2 separate regions of the Homo sapiens genome follow, and region 1 is linked to region 2. Evidence: read pairs that join two places in POLR2A ChIA-PET (ENCODE). Cell type or tissue: OCI-LY7. All regions are shown on one strand.

What was found. ChIA-PET counts read pairs that join two places held together with the same protein. Peaks named below come from ENCODE experiments on the same cell type or tissue, not always from the same donor. Only the 100,000 strongest peaks of a DNase experiment are listed, where the experiment ranks them.
Region 1: POLR2A ChIA-PET joins it to region 2 with 10 read pairs; 2 of 35 experiments call an interaction of 5 or more read pairs at or near these places.

Annotation. Positions count from the first base shown.
Region 1 is chr12:96,323,483-96,331,482 of GRCh38, forward strand. CDK17 (cyclin dependent kinase 17) reads right to left here. Exons shown (of 17, transcript NM_002595.5): 3 at 466-630. Among named protein-coding and RNA genes, the nearest start is that of CDK17, 73 kb to the right of the region's middle. In OCI-LY7, a CTCF peak has its summit at 4,645 (motif pointing left); DNase peaks (open chromatin) are centred at 3,619, 4,079 and 4,609; H3K4me3 peaks cover 2,767 bases; H3K27ac peaks cover 4,123 bases.
Region 2 is chr12:96,035,266-96,043,265 of GRCh38, forward strand. It overlaps LTA4H (leukotriene A4 hydrolase), which reads right to left and starts at 322. Exons shown (of 19, transcript NM_000895.3): 1 at 96-322. The coding sequence starts at 254. TRD-GTC2-8 (tRNA-Asp (anticodon GTC) 2-8) reads left to right here and starts at 756; the gene lies at 756-827. RefSeq lists a silencer at 1-50 and enhancers at 101-520, 961-1,010, 1,031-1,080. In OCI-LY7, no CTCF peak of the experiment used is centred here; a DNase peak (open chromatin) is centred at 416; H3K4me3 peaks cover 1,467 bases; H3K27ac peaks cover 769 bases.

The sequences.
Region 1 (8,000 bases), 290 kb after region 2:
AAAACATAAGGCATCATCAAAAAAGGCCAGAGGAATAAACAGAAACTTGCAATTCTTTTTTCTTGGATATTTAAAGACATAATGACAGAAGAAGAAACAATTCAGGTGATAACCACATATACTATTCATTATAATAGGCTTTATATGGTGATGATCTGAAAAGTTACTGAGGCATTACCCTAAAATAAACACCATCCCAAACTGCCATTCATCTTGAAATACTGCATCCATTTATTATGGGTTTCATTTCCCTCCTGATGGACAGGTTTTTCAAATATTACTTCCCTGTATTGTCAGCACTACTACCTCTCTAGAACTTTCCATCCTTCTGCTATTCCTCTTGATCTCAACTTGATTTTTATCTGACAGAAGAAACGAGATAATAAAAGTTGCTTAATTAAAACTTAACTATGTGCATGACGTATAATCAGAAAGGTAAACACAACAGACAAGTAATCAAATTACCTAATCTGCTTCCATTTCTGGGCATTGCCATGAAGGAGCCAAGGCTCCCTCCAATAACACTGTGTGGTCTCCGCAATGGGGGCTTCTTGAAAGATCCTGTGTACTGGTGGAGGAAGGAATGCATACTGTGAGACGTTGGAGGCCTGCCATTCTTCACAATAGGCTCTGTGGTTCATAGAATTCGAAAATCATTCCATCATCAGTCCAAGATCCAGGATCACATGAGAAGGATTCAGAAAGCAAAACAAAAAGTTGTAACAGAGATTAGTACATTTAGCCTCATTGCTTTGCTTAACTATACACAGTATTAAAATTAAAATAGTTTCTCTGAAAAAATACTTAAGAAAATACTTGAATATTTTAAGTTGGTCTAATAACCATCTATTTCTTATATAATCAAAAGTGGCTAAGAACCACAAAACTACTAATATACCCAACCAAATTTTCATCCATTTGTTTATTTTAGTGTATCTCAAGATTGTTTCCATACCACTCCTCCATTTATTGACTACCTGTGTGCCTTATTTTAAGCATGCTTGGCTGGGTGCATGGCTCACACCTGTAATCCCAGCACTTTGGGAGGCCGAGGCAGGCGGATCACCTGAGGTCAGGAGTTTGAGACCAGTCTGATCAATATGGTGAAACTCCATCTCTACTAAAAACACAAAAACTAGCTGGGCATGGTGGCATGCGCCTGTAGTCCCAGCTACTCAAGAGGCTGAGACAGGAGAACTGCTTGAACCCGGGTTGCAGAGGTTGCAGTGAGCCAAGATCACGCCACTGCACTCCATCCTAAGCGACAGAGCAAGACTCCGTCTCAAAAAGAAAAAAAAAAAGAAATTAAGCATGCTTTAGAATATAAAAGACATGGTCCCGGCCTAAAGGAATTTACATCCCTGTTTGCTGGACATTCAAAATGGTATGTCAATTAGTGAATAAAACCGAAGTACCTAAATACATATCAATACAGAGGCTCCAAGTTTATTCCCCTGAATTTGGGATTAATATAAAGAGTTTTTAAACAATCACAGACCCATAACCAAGCAGAAACATTAAAAAAATATAATACTTAAAAGCTATTTAATTATGCATGGGGGAGAAACTGTTTTGTAATGTTTATCAGGAATCTCTTGACTCCTTTCCACCTCCAAAGAAGAGCTCTGATACAGGTTAAAGATACAAGTCTTGTGATACACAATTAGTCTTCTATATTAGAATTTTGTTTTTACTGATAGCAGCCAAGGAGTTTTAAAAAGAACTGGGCTGCTCTGAATACCTTCTTTTTAAAATGAAGCCAACTATTCTTCTGTAGCTAACAATCAGGCATAAGGATACCTCCTGATCAGGGGATTCCTTTTTAAAATGAAGCCAACTATTCTTCTGCAGTTAACAATCAGGCATAAGGATACCTCCTGATCAGGGGATTCCTCTACCTGTTTCTCAACTAAGGTTTCTCAACTAAGGACAGGTTGACAGGAGTTGGCTACAAGCCTTAAAGTGAAAGGCTTCTCTCACAAGAAAATCTTAGGATCCGCAGAACAGGACCAGGGTATGGGCTCCAGAGAAATGGGCCAAGAAGGCCATGTGGCCTGAGCCTCTACGAATACTGGTTGCCTAAAAGGGTATAAGAAGGATGGGGCATAAGGGCCCAAAGGCTCACCCAAGGTCCAAGCTATCTAATCTGGGTCAAAGACAGACTGGAGGTAGGGGCAAATGCCTACCTAGTAATACAGAACATGTGTCTAAAGTTTCCTGTGATCTGTACATTCCCTGGCAGTACCTAACTGATAAAGAATTTGGGGATCTTAAGTGAAGCAAAATAATCAATGATTTAATAATGAATGAAGAGGGGCTATCTGATATAAATGCATAAATAATTACAAACAATGTGGGATAATACAGGCTACAGCATACAATAAGATTTTTCTCAGCCAAGCATGATGGCATGCACCTGTAGTCCCAGCTACTCAGGAGGCTAGAGTGGGAGGATCACTTGTGCCCAGGAGTTTGCGGCTGCAGTGAGCTAAGATAATGCCACTGCATTCCAGCCTGGGTGGCAAAGTAATACCCTGTCTCAAGAAAGAGAAAAGAAAAATGAAGATTTTTTTCTCTTTCTAGGTTATTTCACATGTGAAATATCACAACATTCAAATATTAAAAACAAATTATGCAAATCTTTTGCCTACAGACAACATTTTAGTTGCTCTGTAAAGCTGTCCTGGAGAATACAGCTTGATTGTTCTGGAGAATATAGAAAAAAAATGGGGATCATAAGGACATACTATTTGATAAACACTATTCTAGGCACTGGGCATCAACTGGTGAACAAAACAAAGTACTGATCTCAGAGTGCATAAAACCTAACAGGGAAAAGACACACACACGAAGTCAGGTAATGACAGGCGATATGCAAAAGACTAAAATAGAGGGATGTGGAAATGAGTAGCTAGTTATTTTACACTGTATATTGAGGAAAGTTCTCTCTGCTGAGATATTTTTAACAGAAATTTAAATGCAAGAAAGAGCCAGTCAGGGAAGATGGTTAAGTTGTGGATAACAGGATATTCCAGATAGAGAAAAAAGCTAATGAAAAGCCGACATATGGCAGAGTTCGACTTGTTAGAACAGTGGTCCTCAAACTTTAACATGCTTCAGAATCATCAAGGATCTGTAAAACATGAGATTGCTCGGTCTCACCCACAGACTTCCTGGTTCAGTAGGTCTGGTGTGGAATCTAAAAATATGTGTTTCTAACAAATTCCCAGGTCCTGCTGACATTGCTGGTCCAGGGATCACACTTTGAGAACCACTGTGTTAGAGGACTAGAAAGAAGGCAAGTGTAGCTATAGTACCTAACCGTGCGGGCAACAGTGGTACCAGGTGAGACCACAGAGGTAAGGAGGGAACAAGTCATTCAACACTTTATACTTCACCATAAAAGTTTGAATTTTATTCTCAGATTGGAAGCAGTTACGGTAGCTTTGAAGCAGGAGAGTGATATGATCTGATTCATGTTTCAAAAATATCACTGTGAAGGGTTAAAGATAGTAGGAGGTAAGGGGGTAGGGAAGACTACAAAAGGTAACACGAGAGATCTATTGTCATGATGAAACAGTTCTTAATCTTGATTGCAGTGGTTATACGAATCAACACAGGTGAGGACATGACACAGAACTATATTTAGACTTTATTCCAGTATCTGTTTCCTGGGTTCTATAGTTACATAAGATGGAACCAATGGTGGGGGGATTGGGAGAAGGGTACAAGTATGGGTCCTTTCTATATAATCTTTGTAACTTCCTTTATATTTGTAATTACTGAAAACAATTTTTTAAGATATCATCTTGGTTGCTGTTTGAAAAACAGGCAATAGGGAATCAACAGCAAAAGGAGGAGATTACTACAGTACCCTAAGTAACAAATGTTGGTGGCTTAGACTAGGGTGGCTGTACTGAAGATGGAGGGAAGCAGGCAGATTTAGGACATATTACAAAGGCAGAAGCAACAGGCCAGCAGACACGACTGCTAAATTAGTTTCACACACACTCCTACCACCCAGCTTTTAGTCAGCATTTATAGTAAAAACATCTATTCAAATATTTTTTTTTTCTTTTTTTCCAGGCAGGGTCTTGCTCTGTTGCACAGGCTGAAGTGCAGTGGTGCAGTCACAGCTCACTGCAGCCTCAACCACCTGGGCTCATGTGGTCCTCCCACTTCATCCTCCCCACCATAGCTGGGACTACAGGCACACACCATCACACCTGGCTAATTTGTGTCTTTTTGGTAGAGATGGGGTTTTGCTATGTTTCCCAGCTAGTCTCAAACTCCTGGGCTCAAGTGATCCTCCTCACCTCAGCCTCCCAAAGCACTGGGATTACAATGAGCCACCATGCCTAGCCCCAAAATATTTTTAAATCTTTACCAGATCAACTGTTAAACATATATGAAATATGATGTGTTAATGGACTATAACTGGAATTGTGTATCAGTCACATTGATCAGGGGTCCCCAACTCCTGGGTCACAGACCAGTACTGGTCCATGGCCTGTTAGGAACCAGGCCAAGAGGTGAGCAGTTGGCAAGTGAGCAAAGCTTCATCTGTATTTACAGCCACTCCCCATTGCTCACATTACTGCTTGAGCTCCACCTCCTGTCAGATCAGTGGTGGCACTGATTCTCATAGGAGTACTAACGCTGTTGTGAACTGTGCATGCGAGGGATCTAGGTTGCATGCTCCTTATGATAATCTAACGCCTGATAATCTGTCACTGTCTCCCATCACCTTCAGATGGGACCATCTAGTTGTAGGAAGACAAGGGCAGGGCTCTTACTGATTGTACATTATGGTGAGTTATGTAATTATTTCATTATATATTACAATATAATAATAATAGAAATAAAAGGCAAAATAAATATACTATGCTTGAATCATCCTGAAACCATTCCCCCAACCTCAGTCTGTGAAAAAACTGTCTTCCACAAAACTGGTCCCTGATGCCAGAAAGGTTGGGGACCACTGATACAGATGACTATCATAATCATGAGTTTCTAAGTTATTTATGTGGTAAAAAATAGGAAGCTACAATGGTGGGGGTTGGGGGCAGGGAGGAGACAACAGTAAAGTAAAGGAGAGAAAAGAATTGGGGACAATGCCTAGATTTTTAGTTTTAGTAACTGGTTAAGTGAGCAAAGTTTGAGTAGAGGCAGATTTTGGAGAAAGGAAATCAAGAATTCTGATTTGGTCATGTGAAGTCTAAGATTCCCATTACACATCCATGTGGAGAAGACAAGAAGGCATTTAAATATGAATCTAGAGATCCAGATGAAGATCCTAACTGGAGATTCAGACTTAGGAGTAGTCAACATATATATGGTAGTTGAAATTGTAGGGTTGGAGGAGGTCACCCAAGGAGAGGGTATAGACAGAGAAGAGATTGCGGCCCATGAGAGAGCCACAATAAAATACAATAAAATATTCTAACACTTCCAGAACTTGAAACTAATTAGCTGGCCAATTCAATAAGATAATAACACTCTGTATTTTAAAAAGTAATGGAAACCTTGGCGACAATATGCTAAGGGAAATAAGTCAGACACAAAAGGACAAATATTATATGGTTCCACTCATATGAGGTACCTAGAATAGGCAAATTCATAGACAGTAGAATGGTGGTTACCAGGGGCTGGGGAGAGGAGGGAATGTGGAGGTATTGTTTAATGGGTACAGAGTTTCAGTTTGGGATGATGAAAAAGTTATAGACATGGGTAGCAGTGATGGTTACGCAATGTAAATAGACACGTATTTAATGCTGCTGAACTGTATACTATAAAATGTTAAACTTTGTATTATATATATTTTACCATAACTTTTAAAAAGTAATAGAAATCTATATGAAAAATTGCAGATCTTTTATACTCTATAATTAGTTCCAAGTAAGGATTTCCAATGATTTTTACCACCACAACATGATAATCATTATGATTCCACTAAGAAACGTTATTTGGCATCTTATTTATCTAGATCTTTTCATTACGTGAACTATGATCAGGAACATGCAATTTCATAGCCCAACTTGTAGCCTAAGCCATTCCCTCCTCCCAAACCTGCTCTTTCAAACATTATTACTAGCCTGATCCCATTCTAGATCCTACATATATCCAATGGAGTTTATGCCTTCAGCGTCAACCTTTCAAGGAACTTGTGCTATTTGTTGGAGTTAGTCCTCCTTAAACTCCCTATGTTATCCACTGTTGTAAAAAACAATTACTGTTATGATGTAACCACAAACTGTCGAAGACAAACTGTCACAGCTAACATGTAAGAGATCAGCAAGATAAAGAGACCTAGGTGAAAGACAGAGGCTCACAATATCCATAAAACTGGAATTTGTTGACTCCAAACTTGACAAATTGCTCCAGTGTACAAACGGAGCTGTTAAGAATGAGAATTTGGAATATCAGGAAAACCAGGTCATTTTAATCTTTGCTTTTTGGTGTTACTTCTAATGCTAAATAATCATGATAAGTGACATTCTGTTAGGTTTATCTGACTACACTTCTTGGGAACATGTACATTAGCTGAAGAATTTCAGTTGGTCAAGAAGTCTCAAGTAGTATATGTGCAATAAAACATAATTTTACCTTTCTACAACTGTGATTTATTCTCTTCCTCACATTTAAATTGTCACCTATTCTCATCAAATTCAATAATCTCAATATATCGTCCCATTACAAGAAAAAATAAGTTCAAGGCTATGTAAACACAAGATTCTGAAATATAACTTTCTGTGATAAGTCTTAAAATAGAATTAAGACTTATCAAACATCTGTTCTGCTGCAGTGACAGCAAAAAAAAAAAAGACATCAAATACATTGAGTGTTTATGAGGGAAAGCTGAAGCTCAGATGAACTGAATTTTTTATTGAGATGAAATTCTTATAACATTAACCATTTTAAAGTATACAATTCAGTGGCATTTCATATACTTACAATGTGGTACAACCATCACCTCCCTGTGTTCCAAAACATTTTCATATTGCTAAAGGAGATCCCATACACAATAACCAGTCACTCCTCAGTCTTTTCTCCCTATCAGCCTCTGGGAACCACTCATCTACTTTTTGTCTCTATGGATTTACCTATTCTGGATACTTCATATAAATGGAATCATAGAGTATTTTGGGTCTGGCTCCTTTCAGTTTTCAAAGTTCATCTATGCTACAGCACATAGCTCTTCATTCATTTATGTATTGAATAATATTCCATTCTATGGACAGACCACATTCTGTTTATCCATTCATCTGTTGATGGGCATCTGGGTTGTTTACACCTTAGCTGTTGTGAATAGTGCTGCTACAAATATAAATATTTGTGTACAAGACTTTGATTACCTGTTTCAATTATTTGGGGTATATTCCTAGGAACAGAATTGTTGGGTCATATAGTAAGTCTATGTTTAACTTTTTGAAGAACTGAGGTAAATTAATTTTTGACAGGTGTGTTTGTTTGTTTGTTTTTGAGATGCAGTCTAGCTCTGTTACCCAGGCTGGAATGCAGGGGTGCCATCTCGGCTCACTGCAACCTCCGCCTCCTGGGTTCAAGCAATTCTCCTGCCTCCTGAGCAGGTGGGGGACTACAGGCGTGCGCCACCACATTCCATTAATTTTTGTATTTTTAGTAGAGACGGGGTTTCACCGTGTTGGCCAGGCTAGTCTAGAACTCCTTACCTCCAGTGATCTGCCCACCTCGGCCTCCCCAAAGTGCTGGGATTACAGGCATAAGCCTGGTACCATGCTTGGCCTTGACAGGTTTTTAAAAACTGAACATTAAACACTTCTCAGTTAGTAAAAAGAAAACTGATGGGCTCAAAATTCTTTTTCTTCCAGGCACTACAGAAAAAAATATTTTGTACATTTCAGTTTGGAAATTTTTCTGCAAAAATTTTATTTCATATTTAGGGAAAGGTGTATTGAGTTAAGGCCAGAATCCTTAAATGAACCAAATTTGCAAACTTTCAACTTTTTTTTTTTTAGCAT
Region 2 (8,000 bases):
GCGGGGTGAGCCGGAGATCCGGGAGCCCGCAAGGACTAGGGTCGAGGGGCAGGGAGCCCGGGAGAGGCGGGCACTGGGCAGGCGCCCCACTGTACCAGGCTGCGCAGATTGTCCTCCTGAGACTGGACCGTGAGAGCAGCAGTCCCGGTCAGCGTCCGGCGAGTAAAGTCGACGCTGCAGCGCAGGTGCAGGTGCTTGGTCCGGCAGACGGAAGCCGGAGAGGCCAACGAACAGGTATCCACTATCTCGGGCATGGCTCTGGGGGATCACACAGCACAGCGACCTACAGCCCAACGCTCAGCTACCAGACTCGTCGATAGAGAACCTGAGGAGGAGGGAGAGAGGTAAAGAAGAGGAGGAGGGATTCGCGGTGCACGCCGGGAAAGGAAGTTTCTTAAAGTCAGACGAGCGTTGGGGGATGGGTGAAGGAACTACAAGTTCCATGGTGCCGCGCGGCAAGCGGGCGCTTGGCTACCTGGGAGCGTGTGTGTTAGGGATGTTGAGGGGGACCAAGCGTGCTCCTGGAGCTGAAGAAGAGGAGGGGAGTAGGGGCAGTTAGAAGGGTGGCCGAAGGGAAATGATGAGAATGGAGGGGGAGATAAAACTGAACACTACCATTTTGGCTCTGTTCAACTTTCGTGGAAGCTGTGGTGGCAAACGTAAGAAAATCAGGTTCATTGGTGTTTGCATATAGCGAGGGCGGGGCGGAGCAAAAACGTAGAAAAGGCCTATCAGAAGGCTTTCTTTCGTGCGGTTCCTCGTTAGTATAGTGGTGAGTATCCCCGCCTGTCACGCGGGAGACCGGGGTTCGATTCCCCGACGGGGAGGCACAGTAATTGTTTTTTGTTTTTAGCTGTAAGTAATTCAAGGTTTAAACAGTTGTTTTGTCAGTTTCAGTGTTTATTATGTATATCCCCAGAACCTGCATCTCTCAAACGGAGAAAGCCAACATTCCCATCTTAGAAACTAATGAATTTCTATAAAAGTTATGCACTGGTCGCAATGGGAGTACAGAGCTGGGACATCTAGCTCAGCTCTGGGGCCTTTGTGGCAGGTGAAGGAGGATTGAAGGATGCCTTGCCTTTAGGGTGGGGCCTCAAAATTAAAACTGGAAAAATTGGAAGAGGCTAGGTTTCGAAGGACCTTAAATAGGTGGCCTTTTAATCCTGGGTGCATTAATGGGGGACCCACTGAAGAGTTTTCAGCAGGCGACTGATAAAGCATGGTCAGACTCATGTTATAAAATGCGGTATCAAAACCATTAGCAGGAGATTTAGGAAACTATTAAAATGGCTCAATCAGAAGATGCTGGGGGCCTGACATAGGTAAGTAGTAAGTTAGGATAGAGAGGAAGGAATGAATAGAAGGAATACTTATATAAGTGGATTCACAGATTGAGAGGAGACGAAGGTGGCCCAGGCTTTCGGCTTCAGTGGCTGGCTAGTCATTAACCAGAGGTAGTAGTCTATATGAAGAGGACAGTATGTTAGGCTGTACTTGCATTGCTATAAATACCTGAGACTGGGAAGAAAAGGGGTTTAATTGGTTTACAGTTACGCAGGCTGTACAGGAAGCATAGCTCCAGTATGCTTCCAGGTAGGCCTCAGGAAGCTTACAATCATGGCAGAAGGTGAAGAAGGGGCAGGCCTCTACATGGCCCGAGCAAGAGCAAGAGATTGCGGGGCCGGTGCCACACACTTAAACAATCAGATCCCACAAGACACTGTGGCGAGGACAGCACCAGGCCATGAGGGCTCTGCCCCCGTGACCCAAACACCTCCCACCAGGCCCTACCTCCAACACTGGAGATTATAATTCAACATGAGATTTGGTAGGGACATATATTCAAACTAAATCAGACAGATTTAAGGGGAAGATGCTAAATTCAATTTTGGACATATGAAATTTGAGAACCTATGGGAGTGGAAGTGGAGATGTCCATGAGTCACTTGGATATTTAAGTCCACAGCTCTGGGGAAGTGCCAGGTAGACATGACCACGTCACATAACGTGGTGGATGAAATTATGACAGTGGGTAAGCTCAACCCAAGAAGAGTGTGTAAAGAGAAGGGTAATGAAAACAGGTTGGAAGCTGAGAGAACACCAGAATTTATTGTTTTAAAAAGGGCTAGAGGAAGAGAAACCCATGAAATAAACCAGAAAGAGCCAACCAACAATGCCAGATGCAGTCCCGAGGACCACCGAAGTAAGAAGTGAAAATTCTCTAGATTTGGCAGTGGGGTGAGAATGGGGAAGGTGGTGATTTTGTTGACTGTCGTGATTTGGTTGAAGATGGAAGCCAGAGAGTAGTGGATTGAGCAATGAAGAGAAGAGGGAGGTGAAGCATAAACCACTGTCAAGTTGCTTGGCCAATGTGAGAAGGGAAGATAAAGGGGAAGCTAGAGAGGAATGCAGCATTGAGAAAGCTTTTTTTTTTTTTTTTTTTGAGACGGAGTCTCGCTCTGTCGCCTAGGCTGGAGTGCAGTGGCGCAATCTCGGCTCACACAAGCTCCGCCTCCCGGGTTCACACCGTTCTCCTGCCTGAGCCTCCAAGGACTACAGGCGCCCGTCACCAAGACCGACTAATTTTTTGTGTGTGTATTTTTAGCAGAGACGGGGTTTCACCGTGTTAGCCAGGATGGTCTGCATCTCCTGACCTCGTGATCCACCCACCTCGGCCTCCCAAAGTGCTGGGATTACAGGCGTGAGCCACCGCGCCCGGCCGAGAAAGAATTTTTTTAATGTTTGCTTTTTAAGGCAAGAGAAAACTTTAACATGTTTAGATATACAGGTGAAAGGGCTTCTGGAGAAGAGGAAAGTTTCTGCAGAAGGATCGACTCAGAGGCAAAAAGGTAGAGAAGAAGAAAGTAAAGATTTCAGAGGTGTGAGGGATAGTTGATGGGTTTAGCATGCTGGTATGGTTCAATTCTCTATCAAAAGTGACGAAATTTAGCTCCAGCAACAACAACAAAAAACTGCTATATTTCTGGATATCCTTGTGTTGGCCCCTGCAAGCCAAAGGAAAACAAAATAAAACCAAAAAATCCCAAACTATGAAATCTAATACCTTACACATGCATAGGTCCTAATTCATAGGGTGTAAGAATTTGTCATCAACATTTGCATTTTCGGATTTTTTTGGCAAATGTCCTGTTGCCCAGGCTGGATACAGTGGCATGATCATGGGTAACTGCACATTCAACCTCCTGGACTCAAGCGATTCTCGTGCCTCAGCCTCCAAGTAGCTGGGACTACAGGCGCCCGCCACCACGCCTGGCTAATTTTTATATTTTTTTAGAGATGGGGTTTTGTCATGTTGCCCAAGCTGGTCTCAAACTTCTGAGCTCAAGGGATCCACCTGCCTTGGCCTTCCAAAGTGCTGGGATTACAGGTACGAGCCACCACACAGAGCCGCAAACATTTTTTGAGGTCACCAAATCTAGGGTGACAAATACAATAGATAACATAGAATTCATTTAGTCAAATAATACACAGTCAAATCATCTTATTTATCTAGTATGGAGAAAGGATAGTTTGTTTTAATAAGAACGTCATTATCATCATCTTCTATTATTGATTACCAGGAACCCACAGAGTTTATGCCACTTGTGTTTAAATAAAAATATCCACACACAACCACAAATAAATTCCTCCATTAATATATTCATCAAAAAATAAATTACAGTAGGAATTGTTTTCTGAGATACCACTCACCCCAAATATAGAATGTACAAAATTTGCAATTTACAAGCAATTGGAGTATTATTGATATCCAATGGGGAATTGAGAATGCTTCAAAAAATGAGGCTTTCCACTGCATCTATAAAAGAAGGGTAAGGCTGGGCACAGTGGCCCACACCGGTAATCCCAGCACTTTGGGAAGCTGAGGCAAGCAGATTGCTTGAGCCCAGGAGTTTGAGTTCAGCCTGGGCAATGTGGTGAATCCCTGTCTCTACAAATAATAGTAATAATAATAATAAAAGAAGGGTAATATCAGGGTTTAGTTACCAAAGGAGACTTAAAGATGAAAAGATGATCTATATAAAATATTATGAAAAGAAATAATACCTATATTTATAGAGCCATATGAACAGGAAGAATTCCAGCCCTGCTATTCACCTGGAAAAGTTACTTAATCCCTCAATCCCCTCAGGATAATTGAGGCACCTGTGGCCCGTGCAGTTGTTGAAAAGATGAAATGAGATAAAGTATGGGAACTGCTTGGCACTGTGATTGAAACAGATTGGGCATTTGTTACATGTTAGCTAATATGATTATTGCTGTTGGCTTTTGTCTATTTTAACCACTGTAATGTTATTTTTCCTTGTTGTGTTAGCAAGAGCTTTTAGGACAACCTGGGAAGTGAGAAGCAACCACGGTTTGTACAGCAAAACAAGTCACACCAAATTAGGCCTCTAAAAAGGAATGGCAACATTAGCAAAGATATGTTTTGAAATGCATTTACGGGAAATTTCAATTGTTGCACAAATGCTTCCCTTAAAAGGGCAAAAAGACTTTACATTGTTTTCTCCCCTTCCTTTACATATACCTTTCCTTTCTTGAAATAGTCGATGTAATTTGCAGATATTTATTAGATGCATTCTACTACACTGTGCTACCTAGAAAATAATTGGGGAAGGTTCTGTCTTACCTCTTGGATAATTTATACTCTAGTACCCAGCTGTACTAATGACCTAAGACAACATGGTGTTAAGAGGAGACTAAGGCCCTAGAAAAACTATACATGAAATTCTAGAGGGACAAGTTCTATCCCTTTGGAGAAAGTCAAGAATAACGTCATGATTAACATAGCATTTGAGATGGGATTTGAAGGATGAGCCGAATATTAATAGGAAAAATGGTAGGATTGAGCATGGGGAGTGGGAGGTGGGCAGATTTTTCAGGTGGACTTAGCAGGAATCAAGGCGTGGGGCCAGAAGTAGAGATGTGTTTGGGAAAGAACAATTCTGAAGGTACAAAGTCCTACAAGTTAATGCAGTGCCCTCACACACTCCTCAATAATCTGCCTTTCTTCTTTCCTCTCCAGGTTATACATCTGGCATGATAGAGATCATTAGTTGTCTTCTAATACCTATATATCTTTTCATCCTTAGTAGTAAAACCTTCCATGTTTAGCTGGACACATGGCCACCCGGAAGTAGACATTTCCCAACCTTCTTTGCAGTTAGGCCATACCATTAAGTTCTGTCCAATGGCATGTAAGTGGAATTGTCAATTATGACTCCCAGGAAGTGTCCTTAACAGTAACTTTATTTTCTTTTTAACCTTTTCTCTATTCTTTTCCTGGAATGTAGATAAGATACATTGATGGCTAGAGCTCTGACTACCATGTTGTATCATGATGTTGGAGCCATGTGCTGAGAGTGGTGGAGCAGCAAGGTAGAAGGAGCCATGAGCTGGAAATAGCCAGGTCTCTGGGGATCATGGAAACCCCATGTGAACTGCTCTGAATTTCTCAAAGAAATAAATTTCTACTTTGTTTAAGACAGTGTTATCTTGGGTTTTCTGTCCTTCACAGGGAACTCAATCTTTACTAAGACTCCTGGTCTCAGTTGGGTGAGTTTATCAGTTTTGCCCCAGATACTTGCCCTTATCTGTTGGTTTTCCACCACATTATCGTGGACAGATCTTTCTTCCTTCTTGCTTGTGTTATCTGCTAGAGCATTCTTTCTAATGTAATCATCTCACTCCCCTGCTTAAAATCCTTCAAGGTCTTACTAACATTGCCAGTTGATATTATCTGCCTTTTTTGATTTAAGGCCCATTTTCAAATACTAGAATTTTTGGCATACAATCCAAGGGATTAAAAGATGAACGTAAGCTTTTTTTTTAAAGAAAGCTTTGGCAAATTTTTTTTAAATAACCAGTTATTCACAGTATATTATAATATTATATTTGTATGCTTTTATGATTTTTTAAATCTGAAATTATATTAAAATGAAAGATGAGTCTCATTTCTTGTATAAGTTCACTTTTTTGTTGTTGTTGTTTTGGCATTTGATGTTTGTAAGAGTTGAGAACCCTAATTTTCTGAGAAATGACATGGAAGACTGCAGCAGTACCTCTGGACTCCACAGTTGGGTGCTCTTCGAGACCATGTTGCCATTTAAACAGAATGGTTTCCTCCCTTTGCTCTGCCTGCTGATGTGGTCTAGCTAGCTCCTGATTAAACTCTGCCTCTTGCCTCTTTTTTACAGAAATGTGTATCCTCTACATGCATCAAAACATCACACTATACCCCATAAATACATACACTTTTTATGTCAATTAAAAAAAAAACAAAAAAAGAAATGTGTATCCCCCTTTACACCAAGTTAAATCACTCAGCTTATTATCTTCAAAGTAGTATAAACCCCCAGTTGTTGTTGTTTTTGAGGCAAAGTCTCTCTGTGTCGCCCAGGCCGGAGTGCAGTGGCACAATCTCGGCTCACTGCAAGCTCCGCCTCCCGGGTTCACGCCATTTTCCTGTCTCAGCCTCCTGAGTAGCTGGGACTACAGGCGCCCGCCACCACGCCCAGCTAATTTTTTGTATTTCTAATAGAGATGGGGTTTCACCGTGTTAGCCAGGATGGTCTCAATCTCCTGACCTCGTGATCCGCCCACCTCAGCCTCCCAAAGTGCTGGGATTACAGGCGTGAGCCACCGCGCCTGGCCATAAACCCCTAGTTTTAAATTAAACGTTTCTTTTTGTTTTTTTTTCTTTTTTTTTTTTTTTTTGACAGGGTCTTGCTTTGTTACCCAGGCTGAAGTGCAGTGGCACGATCTCAGATCATTGAAACCTCTGCCTCCTGGGCGCAAGTGATCCTCCACCTGAGCCTTCTGAGTAGCTGGGACCACAGGCACAAGCCACTACGCCGAGCTAATTTTTGTATTTTTAGTTTGTTTGTTTGTTTGTTTGTAGTGACAGGGTTTTGCCATGTTGCCCAGGCTGGTCTCGAGCTCCTGAGCTCAAGCAATGTGCCCATCTCAGCCTCCCAGAAAGTGCTGGTATGGCAGGCCAGGTCCACTAACGCAGGCCTCCATAACAACTGTTTCAGTACTGACTGAGTGGTTAAATTAAATATTAAAATCCAGTACCCTTATGCAAAGGCTGGAATGTAACAAAAGCCCACCAAGAGTTTTGCCTAGGCCTTTCCTGAACCTTAAAGCATGATTAAACAAGTTTATTGGGAGTCTGAAGGAACTCCCCAAACCTCCATGATTTAGCAGGAGACAAGATAAGGATAATCACCCCAGCACCTGCACCCATTTAGATTAATTTACTGACGCTCCACAGGAAGGTCTTCAAGACTCAGACCTTAGTTATAGACGGAAAGAAGTTAATCACCTACGTCTTTAGATGAATGCACACTTACATATAGACATATAGCTTAGAAGGTATATAAGCTCTGGAAAACTTTGTAATTTTGAGTTGGTCTGGTGATAATTTCCAGGCCTTCTCCTTAGAAAAAAATAAAGGTCCCTATTCCTGTAACCGGTTACAGAAATAAAAACTCGCTTCCTCCCCAGTTCACCTGCATCTCATTATTGGGCCACGAGAAACAGCAGCCTGACCCTCACTTTGGTCCAAGAACACTGGGATTACAGACGTGAGCCACCATGCTCAGCTAAATCAAACTTATTTCTATATATTGGTCCACAGCAATGTTCATGATTGATAAATGACCAGTCTTACTGTGGCCACCAGGTCTGTCAGGATCTTGATCCTGCTTACCATTCCCATCTCATACTTCATTCTTCCCCCAAAGCACTCTGTCCTTGGACTGCACCTTCACATCAGCCTATCTCACAACTCCACTTCTTCGCTTTTGTGTTATTTCTCCAGAAACATGTTGCTCCTCTTTGCTTTCTCCACATTCTGCCTAGAAAACTCCCTGACGCAACCTGCAGTAGTTGGCAAAGTGAGAACATGTCGGGTAGACCCGGGAGGTGAATTGAAGGGGTAGGCAGGGACTCGACTTGAAAGAACCTCACATGCC